4 separate regions of the Homo sapiens genome follow, and all the other regions are linked to region 1. The links are chromatin contacts, found by Hi-C or POLR2A ChIA-PET in ENCODE. All regions are on one chromosome and are shown on one strand. The core of a region is the stretch at or near the end of the contact, and the rest is flanking DNA. Distances in the headings are between cores, read along the strand shown.

What was found. Hi-C counts contacts between places; a loop is a spot of excess contacts on that map. ChIA-PET counts read pairs that join two places held with the same protein, here RNA polymerase II (POLR2A). Pooled maps may share reads with other maps.
Region 2: a loop to region 1 is called in a map of Caco-2, with 6 times the contacts of the local background. The contact joins two enhancer-like sites. A Hi-C loop is called at or near these places in 2 of 168 maps with a recorded cell type or tissue (Caco-2 and PC-3) and 2 of 50 pooled maps. POLR2A ChIA-PET finds 5 or more read pairs at or near these places in 5 of 52 experiments (AG04450, BJ, WTC11 and 1 more).
Region 3: a map of endothelial cell of umbilical vein shows a loop between it and region 1 (4-fold over the local background). The contact joins the promoter of LINC02643 here to the enhancer-like site in region 1. A Hi-C loop is called at or near these places in 9 of 168 maps with a recorded cell type or tissue (Caco-2, HCT116, PC-9 and 6 more) and 7 of 50 pooled maps. POLR2A ChIA-PET finds 5 or more read pairs at or near these places in 4 of 52 experiments (A549, AG04450, BJ and 1 more).
Region 4: a map of GM12878 shows a loop between it and region 1 (2.3-fold over the local background). The contact joins two enhancer-like sites. A Hi-C loop is called at or near these places in 9 of 168 maps with a recorded cell type or tissue (Caco-2, DLD1, GM12878 and 6 more) and 6 of 50 pooled maps. POLR2A ChIA-PET finds 5 or more read pairs at or near these places in 5 of 52 experiments (A549, AG04450, BJ and 2 more).

What each region holds. Positions count from the first base shown.
Region 1 is chr10:21,277,372-21,280,890 of GRCh38, forward strand. It overlaps a transcript of NEBL not described here. Among named protein-coding and RNA genes, the nearest start is that of LINC02643, 94 kb to the right of the region's middle. RefSeq lists an enhancer at 1,502-1,621. Within about 2 kb of position 1,525, at least 3 of the 41 ENCODE cell types and tissues checked have a DNase peak (open chromatin) inside an H3K27ac peak, as active enhancers do; they include PC-9, where a contact is called at or near this core.
Region 2 is chr10:21,396,692-21,400,210 of GRCh38, forward strand. No RefSeq gene overlaps it. Among named protein-coding and RNA genes, the nearest start is that of LINC02643, 26 kb to the left of the region's middle. Within about 2 kb of position 1,985, at least 5 of the 41 ENCODE cell types and tissues checked have a DNase peak (open chromatin) inside an H3K27ac peak, as active enhancers do.
Region 3 is chr10:21,371,327-21,374,845 of GRCh38, forward strand. LINC02643 (long intergenic non-protein coding RNA 2643) reads right to left here and starts at 1,624. Exons shown (of 5, transcript NR_155751.1): 1 at 1,569-1,624. RefSeq lists enhancers at 1,476-1,977, 1,614-1,908.
Region 4 is chr10:21,348,763-21,352,281 of GRCh38, forward strand. All of the region lies in intron 4 of LINC02643 (long intergenic non-protein coding RNA 2643), which reads right to left. Among named protein-coding and RNA genes, the nearest start is that of LINC02643, 22 kb to the right of the region's middle. Within about 2 kb of position 1,894, at least 2 of the 41 ENCODE cell types and tissues checked have a DNase peak (open chromatin) inside an H3K27ac peak, as active enhancers do.

The DNA.
Region 1 (3,519 bases), core at 275-2,774:
CTAAATTTTGTATTTTTAGTAGAAACTGGGTTTCCCCCATGTTGGCCAGGCTGGTCTCGAACTCCTGACCTCAAGTGATCCACCCACTTTTGCCTCTCAAAGTGCTGGGATTACAGGCATAAGCCACTGTGCCTGGCCCAAAACTTAACCTTTCTAGGCTTCAGTTTCCACATTGGTCAAATGGAAATAGTGATAGGATCAATAACATGTATTGCTGTGTGGGTGCATGGGACAGAACATACAGTTAGTCATTGGTGCTACCCAGTGCTCAGAAATCATTATCTTCTGTTACTGTGACCAATTGTCATTCCCTGCCTCTTGCATTCTATTTCAGTCCCAGGTAATGATTCTTCTGACACAATGCTTTGGGCCTTTCCATGTTAACATAGTCTTCCAGGACTGTTTTTAACACCTTGTCCATTGGTTTTATGAAAGTCATTTTTTTCTTTCTTTCTTTCTTTTTTAAGAGACAAGGTGTCTTGCAGGTGTTAGGCAGGCTGGCCTCCAACTCTTGGGCTCAAGTAGTCCTCCTACCTCTTCTTGTTTGTAAACTGGGAGTAATTATAGCACCTACTTCATTGAGCTGTTGTCTATATTCAATGACAAAAGACCCCTTGAGGCTTCGCCTAGTTATCTGGAAAGCAGTAAGTGCTCAGTAAATTTTAGCTGCTACTATTACTACTAACAACATGTGAGGGATGATTGGGAAACGCCAGCACCACAGAACATTCTGGTTGACTGAACCAGAATATGTGGCCTCAAAGCATGCATGCAAAGATCTGATTTGAGCCGGGCATGGTGGTGCACACATGCAGTCCCAGCTACTCGGGAGCCTGAGGCGGGAGAATTGCTTGAGCCCAGGAGTTCAAGACCAGCCTGGCCACACAGCAAGACGCCGTCTCTACAGAATAAAAATAAAAACATGAGCTAGGTGTGGTGGCGTGCACCTATCATCCCAGCTACTCAGGAGGCTGAGGCAGGAGGATCACTTGAGCCCAGGACGTCGAGGCTTCAGTGAGCTATGATGGCACCACTGCACTCCAGGCTAGGTGACAGAGTAAAACCCTCACTCTAAAAAATGAAAAGTAAACTGGTGTGGGGCTGTTCTCAGTGATGAGGCCCTGGACCCATAACTGCTAGGGCTGGGAGGAGTTTGGAAATCTCTTCTGTGCAGTCATCATGGGTCAATGAGGGAGGCTTAGGCCAAGACCCACTTCCAACAGAGACTCTCCACCTTCAGCTGTTTACTGTATTAGGGGTCTATCGGAGCACTGATTTGAGGAAAGGATTCTGCCAAGAAGAATGCAGAAAGGAAGGGACAGAGGAAGAGAAGGAGTTTTAGAACCATTGAGAGTACAACCCCTTCCTTTTACAGATGTGGATTTGAGGCCCAGAGAAGTTCGGTGAGATCTGCCCCTGAGTTACATAGCCAGGGAGTTCTCTGCAGGGCCAAGGTTAGAATCAGGCCTCCTCACTCCCCGCAAGGCCTGTCCACCACACTGGCTGCTTCAAATCCAACGTTGCCTCCAGGGGGCGCTATACCCCTTGTATTGTATGTGCATGGCACCTCCCTGAGGCCCTGCACCTCCAGAATCTTAGCAATTAGATAGTTCATAGCCCCAGCGCCATGAAGAAAGATCACAGCTACAACAAGCATGTCTTATGTGTGTACTGTGCCTTACAGAGGCGGGCAGAATTTCTCTGTGTGGGCTGGATATTTACTATTTAGGCTCTACACATCATACCGTCTCTGTTGCATAGCCTCAACTCTGACATGGAAGAACAAAAGCAGCTATAGGCAGTAAGTAAACCAACCAGCCTGGCTGCATTCCAATAAAACTTTATTTATGGATGCCAAGATTTGAATTTCATATAATGTTCACATGTCACAAAAATAGCCATCTTTTTATTTTTTCAATTTTTTTTTTTTTTTTTTTTAGACAGTCTCCCTCTGCTCCCTCTGTTGCCTAGGGTGGAGTGCAGTGGCATGAGTAGCTCACTGTAACCTCTAACTTCTGGCCTCAAGCAATCCTCCCGCCTCAGCCTACTAAAGCACTGGGATTACAGGCCACCATGCCTGGCCTATTTTTTGTTTCAACACTTTAAAAATATAGGCCAGGCACAGTGGTTCATGCCTGTAATCTCAGCAGTTTGGGAGGCCAAGAAGGGCGGATCACTGGAGGTCATGAGTTCGAGACCAGCCTGGCCAACATGGCAAAACCTAAAAATACAAAAAATTAGCTGGGCATGGTGGCAGGCACCTGTAATCCCAGCTACTCAGGAGGCTGAGACATGAGAATCACTTGAACCTGGGAGGCAGAGGCTGCAGTGAGCCAAGATCGCATCATTGCACTCCAGTCTGGGTGACAGAGCCAGAATCCATATAAAAAAAAAAAAAAAAAGTAAAAACCATTCTTAGTTTGTGGGCTGTACAAAAACAAGCAGCAGGCTAAATGTGTCCCACGGGCCATCATTTGCTGCCACCTGGTTCATATGATTCATTGGTATTCTTGTCTCTCTTGAGCTTTGCAAGAGTTATAAAAGCTGACAAGGGAAGTATCAGATCTACTTCTTAGAAACAGAAATGGACCAAAACCCAGAGGTTAATTTTATACTTTATTGCCCAAACTCTAAAGCTTCTCTGCCGCTTAAGAGAAGCCAAAAAGTCCCCTAAAGACCCTAAAAAAAAGCCAGTTTTGAAATAATCTTCTGATTGAGGCTGCCTAGAACCCAAGTGGATCTTGCAGATTAGGGTCACCTGGGGTCTTTCCACGGTTCGTTCCAGTCCAAGCATAAATCCCCGTGATGCCCCTATAGCAAAATGGAACCAGCATGGGTTCCAGAACACATGGGCCGAAGTCACATGACCATCTCTTCCAGGGGTGCAATTCTCATTTCTACATGTGAAATGGATCACCCATATGCTCCCATACATACCCAACCAAAAAAAATCAAGCTGTTAAATGTATGAGTTTATACCACTGCCCTAGGCAGTAGAACAAAAGAATTGTAAGTCCCTTTAGGAGTTGGATTTCGGGCAAAGAGCAATGAATGGGGAGAAAGATTCTAGGCATGCCAGCCCAGAGAGATACAAAAGGCAGATAGGAAGGTGGGAGGTTGTATTGGGGGTGACTGAAAAAGACAGTGGCCTAGGAGGTGTGGATGGTGAACAGGGGTCCCCCAGAGTCAAGAAAGAGCCAAGACTTCATGTAAGGGGCATTGTAGGTATTTTTGGTTTTTCTTTTTCCTTTTTTTTTTTTTTTTTTTTGCCTATTGCCCAGGCTGGAGTGCAGTGGTGCAATCCTAGCTCACTGCTCACTGTAACCTCCACCTCCCAGGTTCAAGCGATTCTCCTGCCTCAGCCTCCCGAGTAGGTGGGATTACAGGCACACACCATCGCGCATGGCTAATTGTTGTATTTTTAGTAGAGACAGGGTCTCACCATGTTGGCCAGGCTGGTCTCAAACTCCTGACCTCAGGTGATCTGCCCACATCGTCTTCCCAAAGTGCTGTGATTAC
Region 2 (3,519 bases), core at 735-3,234, 120 kb after region 1:
GCCACCGCTCCTGGCCAGGCAGCGTATCTTCTATCTATAGCAGGAAGTTATCCCAAGGGTGCACATCGTTTTTATATGTGTCACTGTCTCAAAAGCTTATATGCACGTGGCTTTCACCTCTACACAAAATAGGAGTTTTTATGTTTCCAAGCACATAGTAGATATGAAGGAAGCTTTTTGAGCTCCTATAAGAAAAAGGCACCATGCAATTTAAAAGATATTAGTACTAAGATAGAACAGAGACTCCTGTTAGTGGCCTGCAGGCCTCCACAAGCATGGAAAGAAAGAAAATCTTGAATTCCTTCAAGGGAAATTCCAGGTGCCTAGCCAGCCCTGAGAAATAAATAAACAACTTGATAAGCAAGAAGAAGGGAATAGTAACTTAAAGCAACAGCCAAGGAAGCTAGAATCATGGGATGTCTGCTTCCCTATGGAAACTAAAGATAACATCTTTTTTTGTTTGTTTTTTTTTGAGATGGAGTCTCCCTCTGTTGCCCAGGCTGGAGTGCAGTGGACCATCTCAACTCACTGCAGCCTCTGCCTCCTAGGTTCAAGCTATTCTCCTGCCTCAGCCACCCGTGTAGCTGGGATTAGAGGCATGCACCACCACACCAAGCTAATTTTTGTATTTTTAGTACAGACGGGGTTTTGCCATGTTGCCCAGGCTGGTCTCAAACTCCTGGCCTCAAGTGATCCACCTGCCTCAGCCTCCCAAAGTGTTGGGATTACAGGCGTGAGCCACTGAGCCCAGCCACCCCTGCCTTAAAAAACCCTTACCTGCAAGGTCAGGATTTAAGCATAAGCTGCCTGATCCTCCTTGCTTGGTAACCTGCAGATAAACACCTTCTTTCTTCCCACTGCAAACGTCGGTGTGGATATCTGGTCTTATCGTGTCAGGCAAGCAGACCCCATCTAGCTTCAATAACAGTACTGATGATCATCTCAGGTGGCCTTTTACAAATACATACCTGGCATCCTAATTTTTCAGAAAGATTTGAGGAGTCTTTTTGGAGAGTAGAGGGGTATAGGGTGTGTATTTGTATGTGTGCAATTTTCATTTCAACTGCATGGATTCACACAACATAAAACACGGGCATGAAAAGGACCCCAGTGAATGTTACAGACACCAGCACCTGCCACACGGTCTTGGGACACATGGAAATAATTCATGAAAATAATCAAGCAGGCCAGGCACGGTGGCTCACGCCTGTAATCCCAGCAGTTTGGGAGGCCGAAGCGGGCAGATCACCTGAGGACAGGAGTTTGAGACCAGCCTGACCAACATGATGAAACCCAATCTCTACTAAAAAATACAAAAATTAGCCAGGCATGGTGGCAGGCACCTGTAATCCCAGCTACTAGGGAGGCTGAAGCAGGAGAATTGCTTGAACCTGGGAGGCAGAGGTTGCAGTGAGCCGAGATCGCACCATTGCACTCCAGCCTGGGCAACAGAGCAAGACTCTGTCTCAAAAAAAAAAAAGAAGAAGAGAAAATAATCAAGCGGTTTCACCCCTTGTATCTGTTCAGTAGACCCTCCCTCTCTTTAAAATTATACTGGATGTGGCCAGGTGTGATGGCTAACGCCTGTAATCCCAGCACTTTGGGCAGCCGAGGCAGGTGGATTGCTTGAGGCCAGGAGTTTGAGACCAGCCTGGCCAACATGGTGAAACCCCATCTCTACCAAAAATACAAAAAATTAGTCTTGCGTGGTGGTGGGCGTCTGTAATCTCAGCTACTCAGGAGGACAAAGCAGGAGAATTGCTTGAACCTGGGACGTGGAGGTTACCATGAGCTGAGATCATGCCATTGCACTCCAGCCTGGACAACAAGAGCGAAACTTCATCTAAAAAAAAAAAAAAAAAACCCAATAACTTATGGAAAATAAAATTTAAAAAAATAGAAAAATAAAAAAATAAAGATTGTACTGGATGTAACTAGGACAAGTGATCTCTTTCATCCTACCTCACCAAAGAAGGCCCCTTAGCTGCATAAACTTGTTTAATGAATGAATCACCAAGATGATTAATCAAGGGATAGGAATGACAGTGGTTCCAAATGTGCCTCTATTTTTTGATAGCATGAGAATATCCCTGGCTAAGTAAAAGGGTAGTTGTAACTACTGTTGTAAATCACACTGACTTTTAGCAGGTTGTTTAAAGCAGGATGGAAAGTTCAGCCAGTCCAAGCACCAGGCTAGTCCTCTATTCCACACCTCATAAAATGAACCTAAGGTACCTTTGTAAGAAAGCAGCATAGACCATACAATGCCAGAGTCCCTGGGGAAGAGAGAAAATGTGAAAAGCAAACTATAGGCTTTAAAAAATGCAAATCCAGCTTATGTTTGGATTCAACTATTTTAAAATATGTCCTCTTAGCCCACTAGCCACTCCACTTGGAAGGAGACGTAATTTATGTCTAAGGAGTGGCAGAATTCATTCAGAATCATCATCTTCTAATTCAGCCTCGTGGCTCTAAAAATTGCCTCTGGGTACTTGCCTAAAATAACTTTTAGAGTCTGTACTCCAATAAAGAGTCCTTTGCTGAAACTTGGATCAAATGCTCATTTATTACCCTTACCTCTTTATCAATTAAAAAACATGTTATAAAAGCACATTCTTTATAAGAGGAAAGACATAGAAGTTATTCTCTTTGCTATGCTCACAGTACAATTTTTCCAAAATGAAAGGAAACATGTGTCCAGGGTGGGGAAAATGTGCTGGTGTCATGCGGCGGCTCTATGAAATATTACTACCTGATCAGAATCAGACAGAAACCAATGGGTAGGGGGTAACAACTTCCCTTTGCAAGCATCAGCTCTGTATGCGGTGGAGGTAAAAGTGATTAAGAGACTGAGCCAAGAACTAGAAAATCATATTTTTATTCAATGTTTAAAACTCAACTTTCTCTAGGTACAAGGAATCTCCATCTGTTTTAGAATTGGGATGATCACAAAGGTGCTGGCTGAAATGGTTTATTCCTAAAGCTCCTCTTCTTGAAAAAATATTTATTTAACAGATCAAAGCCTGTGAGCCCATCATCAGCTTTCCATTCTTCTCAGCACACAGCTATTGTGGACCCAGCCGGCTTCCAAATATAGGCATGGAGACATATGATGTCACAGTCTGGCATGCAAAGCTCCCCAACCCCACACATGCATGCACTCATAAAGAATGCAAACGTCTCTTAAAACCGTGCACTTAAACATGTTTTGTAAGGTTCTGTGGTTGCATCCCCAGAGATGGAAGTCAAGGAAAACCTGTTCTGCAGATGGAAAAAAGAGGTTATAGCAGAGAGGTCTACTCTCCTTAATCAGTAGTTTCTGGTCTCTAAAAGCAATGAGCCAGCCAAAGAACAAATGAAAAAAGAAATCTATTGACTAGAAACCCCTTTAAAAGAGGTCTTGGCTGGGTGCAGTGGCTCATGCCTGTAATCCCAGCACTTTGGGAGGCTGAGGCAGGCGGATCACGAGGTCAGGAGATCGAGACCATCCTGGCCAACATGGTGTAACCCCGTCTGTAC
Region 3 (3,519 bases), core at 374-2,873, 94 kb after region 1:
GGAAGGAAGGAAGGAAGGAAGGAACGAAGGAAGGAAGGAAGGAGAGAGAAAGAGAGAAAGAAAGAAAGAGAGAGAGACAGAGAACAGAGAAAGAGAAAAAAAAAAAAGAAAGAGAAAGAGAGAAAAGAAAGAAGAGCCGGACGCGGTGGCTCACGCCTGTAATCCCAGCACTCTGGGAGGCCGAGGCGGGTGGATCACAAGGTCAGGAGTTCAGGACCAGCCTGGCCAAAATGGTGAAACCCCGTCTCTACTCAAAATACAAAAATTAGCCGGGCATGTTGGCAGGTGCCTGTAATTCCAGCTACTTGAGAGGCTGAGGCAGAGAACTGCTTGAACCCGGGAGGTGGAGGTTGCAGTGAGCCGAAATCGTGCCACTGCACTCCAGCCTGGGCAACAGAGAGCGAGACTCTGCCTCAGAAAAAAAAGGAAAGGAAGGAAGGGAGGGAAAAAGGGAAAAATAGTGATGTATGGCAATTCTTCAAATATAGGTGTGATATTTTGCATGTCAAATTTGATTCAACTGTTAATTAAAAAAACAAAGCAACATAGCATTTTCTCAGCATTTTTAAATTGAATAAAATGTAAATCTTTCATGCTTACTGTAATGAAGCCAGACAATTTAGAAAAACAAAACCATTCTTCTGATAACTCAGTAAATTTTAAATACACATACAAATATACCAGAAAATGCATTTTTGTAACTATTTTTAAAACTGTAGATGAAAACACAAAGATTAAAACTGATGAAATGAAACAGGCATACATAAAAAATTGAATGCAATACAAAAACAATATTATTTCTACTTCAAAAAAAGAATATTTTATTTATTAAGCCATAGCACTTTGGGAGAATGAGGTGGGTGGATCACCTGAGGTCAGGAGTTCAAGACCAGCCTGGCCAAAACGGCAAAACCTGGTCTCTACTAAAAATACAAAAATTAGCCAGGCACGGTGGCACATGCCTGTAACCCCAGCTACCAGGGGGACTGAGGCAGGAGGATCACTTAAACCCAGGAGGCAGAGGTTGCAGTGAGCCGAGATCGTGCCACTGCACTCCAACCTGGACAACAGAGCAAGACTGCTTCTAAAAAACAAAACAAAACACAACAAATATATATATACGTCAATGAATATATTCAGATTATTTGTAAAATAGAGTGGAAAAGAAAATTGGATGATATTTGTAAGTTAATCACATAAAACAACAAACATAACAACACCAGTATCATCACCTCAAAGGTAAATTGTAAATATGGAGACAATTGATTTTACAAGTCACATGTGAAATTATTATTTCATTCTGAATGAAATGGGGCTTTCAATACATTTTTAGCATGTCTAGAAACAAGTTTGTTCATGTGTTTCTAGTAATATATTATTTAAAATAGTAATTATACTGGTGACATAAACCTCAAACCAAAATTAAATCTGTATCAGAAGTTATCCCACCTGATGTAAGCAGGTTGTCCTTGCTTAAATAAAGCCATCCTCAAAGGTGTGAACGACCCCTGCTGAGGTCAGGGGAGTTGCCCAGGCAACTCTCAGATGCATGAACTATAAACACTTACAGTTTTATGCTGCTGAGCTTTCCTGATTGTTTCTTGCACAGCCTTGTTGGGACAATATTAAAAAGCTGCGGTGATTTTTAAATATACTCACACATTTTTGAGAATCCTCCCTTTAAGAGGTGGAGCCTCACTTCCCTCCCCTTGGGTGTGGGCTGGACTTAGCTTTTGGCTTCTAATGCACAGAATAAAGTGAAAGTGATGGGTGTGACTCTGGAAGGCAGATCATAAAATGCGCTGCAGCTCCCTCCTCCCTCTCTCTGAGATTGCTTGCTCTGGGGGAAGTTAGCCCACATGAGAGCACAAGCTGCATGGTGAGGAAGAGAGGCTTCCTGCCAACACCCAGCAAGGAATGGAGGCCCTGCCAGAAACCACCCTAGTGAGCCATCTTGGAAGCAGACCCCCAGCCCCAGCTAAGCATTCAGATGACTGCAGCCCTAACCAACATCCTGAGTACAGTCACGTGAGAGATCCTGAGCAAGAGCCACTCATCTAAGCCTCTCCTGAATCCCTGGCCCACAATTACAGTGAGATTAAAAAGTAAAATTGGCCAGGCATGGTGGCCCATGCCTGTAATCCCAGTACTTTGGGAGGCCGAGACAAGTGGATCATTTGAGGTCAGGATTTCGAGACCAGTCTGACCAACATGGTGAAACACTGTCTCTACTAAAAATACAAAATTAGCCAGGCATGATGGTGCATACCTGTAATCCCAGCTACTTGGGAGGCTGAGGCAGGAGAATGGCTTGAACCCAGGAGGTGGAGGTTGCAGTGAGCCAATATTGCACCATTGCACTCCAGCCTGGGCAACAAGAGTGAAACTCCATCTCAAAAAAAAAAAAAAAAAGAAAAGAAAACAAGGCCAAATGTGATGGCTCATGCCTGTAATCCCAGCACTTTGGGAGGCGAAGGTGGGAGGATCACTTGAGTCCAGGAGTTCGAGACCAGCCTGGGCAACATGGTGAGACTCCATCTCTAGTTGGGCATGGTGGTGCCTGCCTGCAGTCCTAGCTCCTCAGGATGCTGAAGTGGGAGGATTATTTGAGCTCAGGAGTTCGAGGTTGCAGTGAGCAGTGATTGCACTCAGGCTGGGTGACTGAGTGAGACCCTGTCTCAAAAAAAACAAAAAAAAAGATAAAATAAAAAATTGTTTTAAACTGCTAAATTTTTGAGTGATTTGTCACATAGCAGATAGGGATGCTGTTTAGAGCCTTTGGCAGGCCCCCATAGGTGAATCACAGTGAAGGCCTCTAGGATTTTGGAGCAAGGCCCTGCCATCTTCTGCAGATAACTACCTTCATTTTTAGAGACAGCTCTTGGCCTGTTACTGGGCTTTGGTGGAAACTGAACGTTTGATTATGGGTCATCAAGTCACCATGCGACCTGAACTGCCTGTCATACATAAACTGGGTGCCTTCTGACCCATCTAGCCACACAGTGGGGCGTGCACAGCAGCATTCATTATCAAATGGAAGTGGTATATACATAACCGAGCTCAAGCAGGTAGTTGCAGCCACTCAGGAGGCTGAGGCAGGAGGATAGCTTAAGCCCAGGAGACTGAGGCTGCAGTGAACCATAATGATGCCTCTGCGCTCCAGCCTGGGTGACAGAGTGAGACCCTGTCTCAAAAAAAAAAACAAAAAAAAGAAAAAAGAGAGAAACTAAAACTAAAGAATAGCTCAATAAATATACGATATTCATGGATTAGAAGACTCAATACTGAAGGTCAGTAATTTCATCAGAAACAAATGAGAAAAAAAAAGAAGATTCAATACTGTTATCATATTGCCAGTGCTTCACAAATCGATCTGTTGATTCAATGCAATCTCCATCAAAATCTCAGAAGGCATTTTTGTAGAAACTGGTAAGATGATTCTAAAATTTAGATACAAATACAAAGAATTTAGAAAATCTGAAACAATTTTGAAAAAGGAGAATACTGTTGGGAAAATTA
Region 4 (3,519 bases), core at 644-3,143, 72 kb after region 1:
TCACATTTCAACATGAGACGTGGAGGGGAGAAATATCCAAACTGTATCAATGGATAATATCTGACCCTTTTTTTGTTTGTTTGTTTGTTTTGGCTAAAGAAAGTGCCCAGTTTATTGCTAGACCAGACAAGTGTTTATTCCAAATTGTGATCAAGATAGAATAATTAAGTACTTTCCTTATATAATGAAAATTACCATTATCCTGTTAGTGCAATCAGTTTTCTGAGTTTATTGATACTGAATTAATATTAAAACAGGCTGGGCGTGGTAGCAGCTCATGCCTGTAATCCTAGCACTTTGGAAGCCTGAGGCAGAAGATCACTTGAGGTCAGGAGTTCGAGACTAGCCTGGGCTACATGGCGAAACTCCATCTGCACTAAAAATACAAAACTTAGCCAGGCATGGTGACACATGCATGTAGTCCCAGCTACTCGGGAGGCTTAGGAAGGAGAATCGCTTGAACCAGGGAGTCAGAGGTTGCAGTGAGTTGAGATCGTGCCACTGCATTCCAGCCTGGGTGACAGAGGGAGACTCCATCTCAAAAAAAAAAAAAAATTAAATTAGAATAAACAGATGTTAATAGGCAGCATGCATGTTTGATGTGCCTTTATTTTTCTTCTGCTTTAGGATAGTACTTCATTCTTAAGCATGTGAGTAAAGGAAGCAAAATAGTAGTAAGCTATATTGATGGTATGTAAAAGAAATATAGGAAAGGTTTACATTTCATTTGTTAGATCCCTGCCGAGTATTTTACGTGGTAGGGTATATAAAAATAATATTTTAGATTATTAAAACACCTTGATATTGGCTCATTTAATTACACTGTAAATTTTTCTCTAAAGGCAAGTATGGTATTTTATATTTTCTAACAATAATCCTATTCTTCCCTTTTCCTTATATTTTTCTTTGATATTTTCCTGATGTATTATAAAATTATTTTCAAGTATAAGACTGGTTTGTAAAAATACCTACATATTGTGTGAGATTATCACTATCATTTTTTTCTCTACTACCTTCTCATCAAATAAGGAAAGGCAAGAGTGATATAACAGTTGCCAAAGAAACAAAAGGCATCCCAGTTATTTCTGTGCTGGGATGGCTTTTGGCTTGCCGTTGCTGAAAAGCAAACAAGATATAGCCAAGAAATTGTGCCGTTGTTGCCTGGTTGGAAGGAAAGTTAGGGGCGCATATTCGGTTCAAGATGACCTTCAGGGAGGACCCAATGTCAGTGTCCTGCTAAGTCACACACAAGGAGAGAAAATCTATAATGACAGTTCAAGTCTTTCTTCCCACAGCAAATTGTGTCAGCCCTGCTATAAACAGTAAAAACAGCACAGGAAATATCTGACCCTTTTGCCATTGGTTAAGAGCTATTGCTAGCTCCTACTTGGCTAATAGCTTGAGTCTCTGAAAAACAAGGAATATTTCAGAAACCTCATTATGAGGAAGAGATACCTGCAATTTCCAGGTAAATGAAGCAAGTCTTGTACATGCCCAGATGGGACCAGGCCTCTGTTACATGAATCCTGGCAAGTTAAACAGGCTATATCTTCTTGTTTGAAGCAGCTAAGAATGTCCCGAGCTCACTGCAATGCTGGGAGGCCCCGGCACCGACTCTTGAGAAAACGTTTGAGACTAAACATGAAAGTTGCTCCCTAACCCGCAGTGTTATCATTGCAGTTGTTAACAAGATAAAGTAAATAAACCTAAACTCTCAGTGAACTTATTTCTCAGTTTATTGAATTGAATTTCCTGACATGCTGCGCTGGGTACCCAGAATACAAAGATGCACAAAGCCTGGTTCGGTGAGAGAGATGGTTATGGAGACAGACGATGACGGCAACTGAGAAACAGCATAGGCAGACCCCAATCCCAGAGGAGGAGCAAAGATATCTCCCTGGAGATCAGGGAGGGCTCACAGCCAGGGATGCTTGAGATCAGGCAGACAAGAGGCACGCCTATGTTTAACTCAGAAAACAATGAAAAGTTTGCTGGCTGGGCTTGGTGACTCACTCCTGTAATCCCAGCACTTTGGGAGACCAAGGCAGGCAGATCACAAGGTCAGGAGTTCCAGACCAGCCTGGCCAATATGGTGAAACCTCATCTCTACTAAAAATACAAAAATTAGCTGGGCATGGTGGCAGGTGCCTGCAGTCCCAGCTACTCGGGAGGCTGAGGCAGGAGAATTGCTTGAACCTGGGAGGCGGAGGTTGTAGTGGACCGAGACTGTGCCATTGCACTCCAGCCTGGGTGAAAGAGCAAGGCTCTGTCTTGAAAAAAAAAAAAAAGGACCGTTTGCATATGACTTGTGGGATAACCTTTTCTAGGGGGCAGCAGTTTCATTGGAAAGTTAAATAACAGTTATAATGACTACCATTTTGTTGCGGGAAGTCAGGGACTCCAAACGGAGGGACAGGCTGGAGCCATGGCAGAGGAACATAAACTGTGAAGATTTCATTTTAATATGGACATTTATCAGTTCCCAAATAGTACTTTTATAATTTCTTATGCCTGTCTTCTTCGATCTCTTAATCCTGTTATCTTCATAAGCTGAGGATGTACGTCACCTCAGGACCACTGTGATCATTGTGTTAACTGTACAAATTGATTGTAAAACGTGTGTGTTTGAACAATATGAAATCAGTGCACCTTGAAAAAGAACAGAATAACAGCGATTTTTAGGGAACAAGGGAAGACAATCATAAGGTCTGACTGTCTGCGGGGTCAGGCAAAAAGAGCCATATTTTTCTTCTTGCAAAGAGCCTATAAATGGACATGCAAGTAGGGAAGATATCACTAAATTCTTCTCCTAGCAAAGAATATTAATATTAATACCCTGGGGAAGGAATGCATTTCTGGGGGGGAAGTCTGTAAATGACTACGCTGGGAATGTCTGTCCTATGTGGTTGAGATAAGGACTGAGATACACAGTGGTCTCCTGCAGTACCCTCAGGCTTACTAGGGTGGGGAAAAACCCAGCCCTGGTAAATTTGTGGTCAGACTGGTTCTCTGCTCTCAAACGCTATTTTCTGTTGTTTAAGATGTTTATCAAGACAATACATGCACCACTGAACATAGACCCTTATCAGTAGTTCTGCTTTTGCCCTTTGCCTGGTGATCTTTGTTAGACCCTTATCAGTAGTTCTCCTTTCTGCCCTTTGAAGCATGTGATCTACTCCCTGTTCTTACACCTGCTCCCCTTTTGAAACCCTTAATAAAAAACTTGCTGGTTTGAGGCTCAGGTGGGCATCATGGTCCTACCGATATGTGATGTCACCCCTGGCAGCCCAGCTGTAAAATTCCTCTCTTTGTACTCTTTCTCTTTATTTCTCAGCTGGCCAACACTTATGGAAGATAGAAAGAACCTATGTTGAAATATTGGGGGTGGGTTCCTCTGATACCATTTATTGAGCTAGGCTACTGTACTAAGCTAGATATAAATACAGATATATAAAATTAGTTTACTAGAGCTACCATAACAAAATCATTAACTGGGTGACTTAAACAATAGAATTTTAT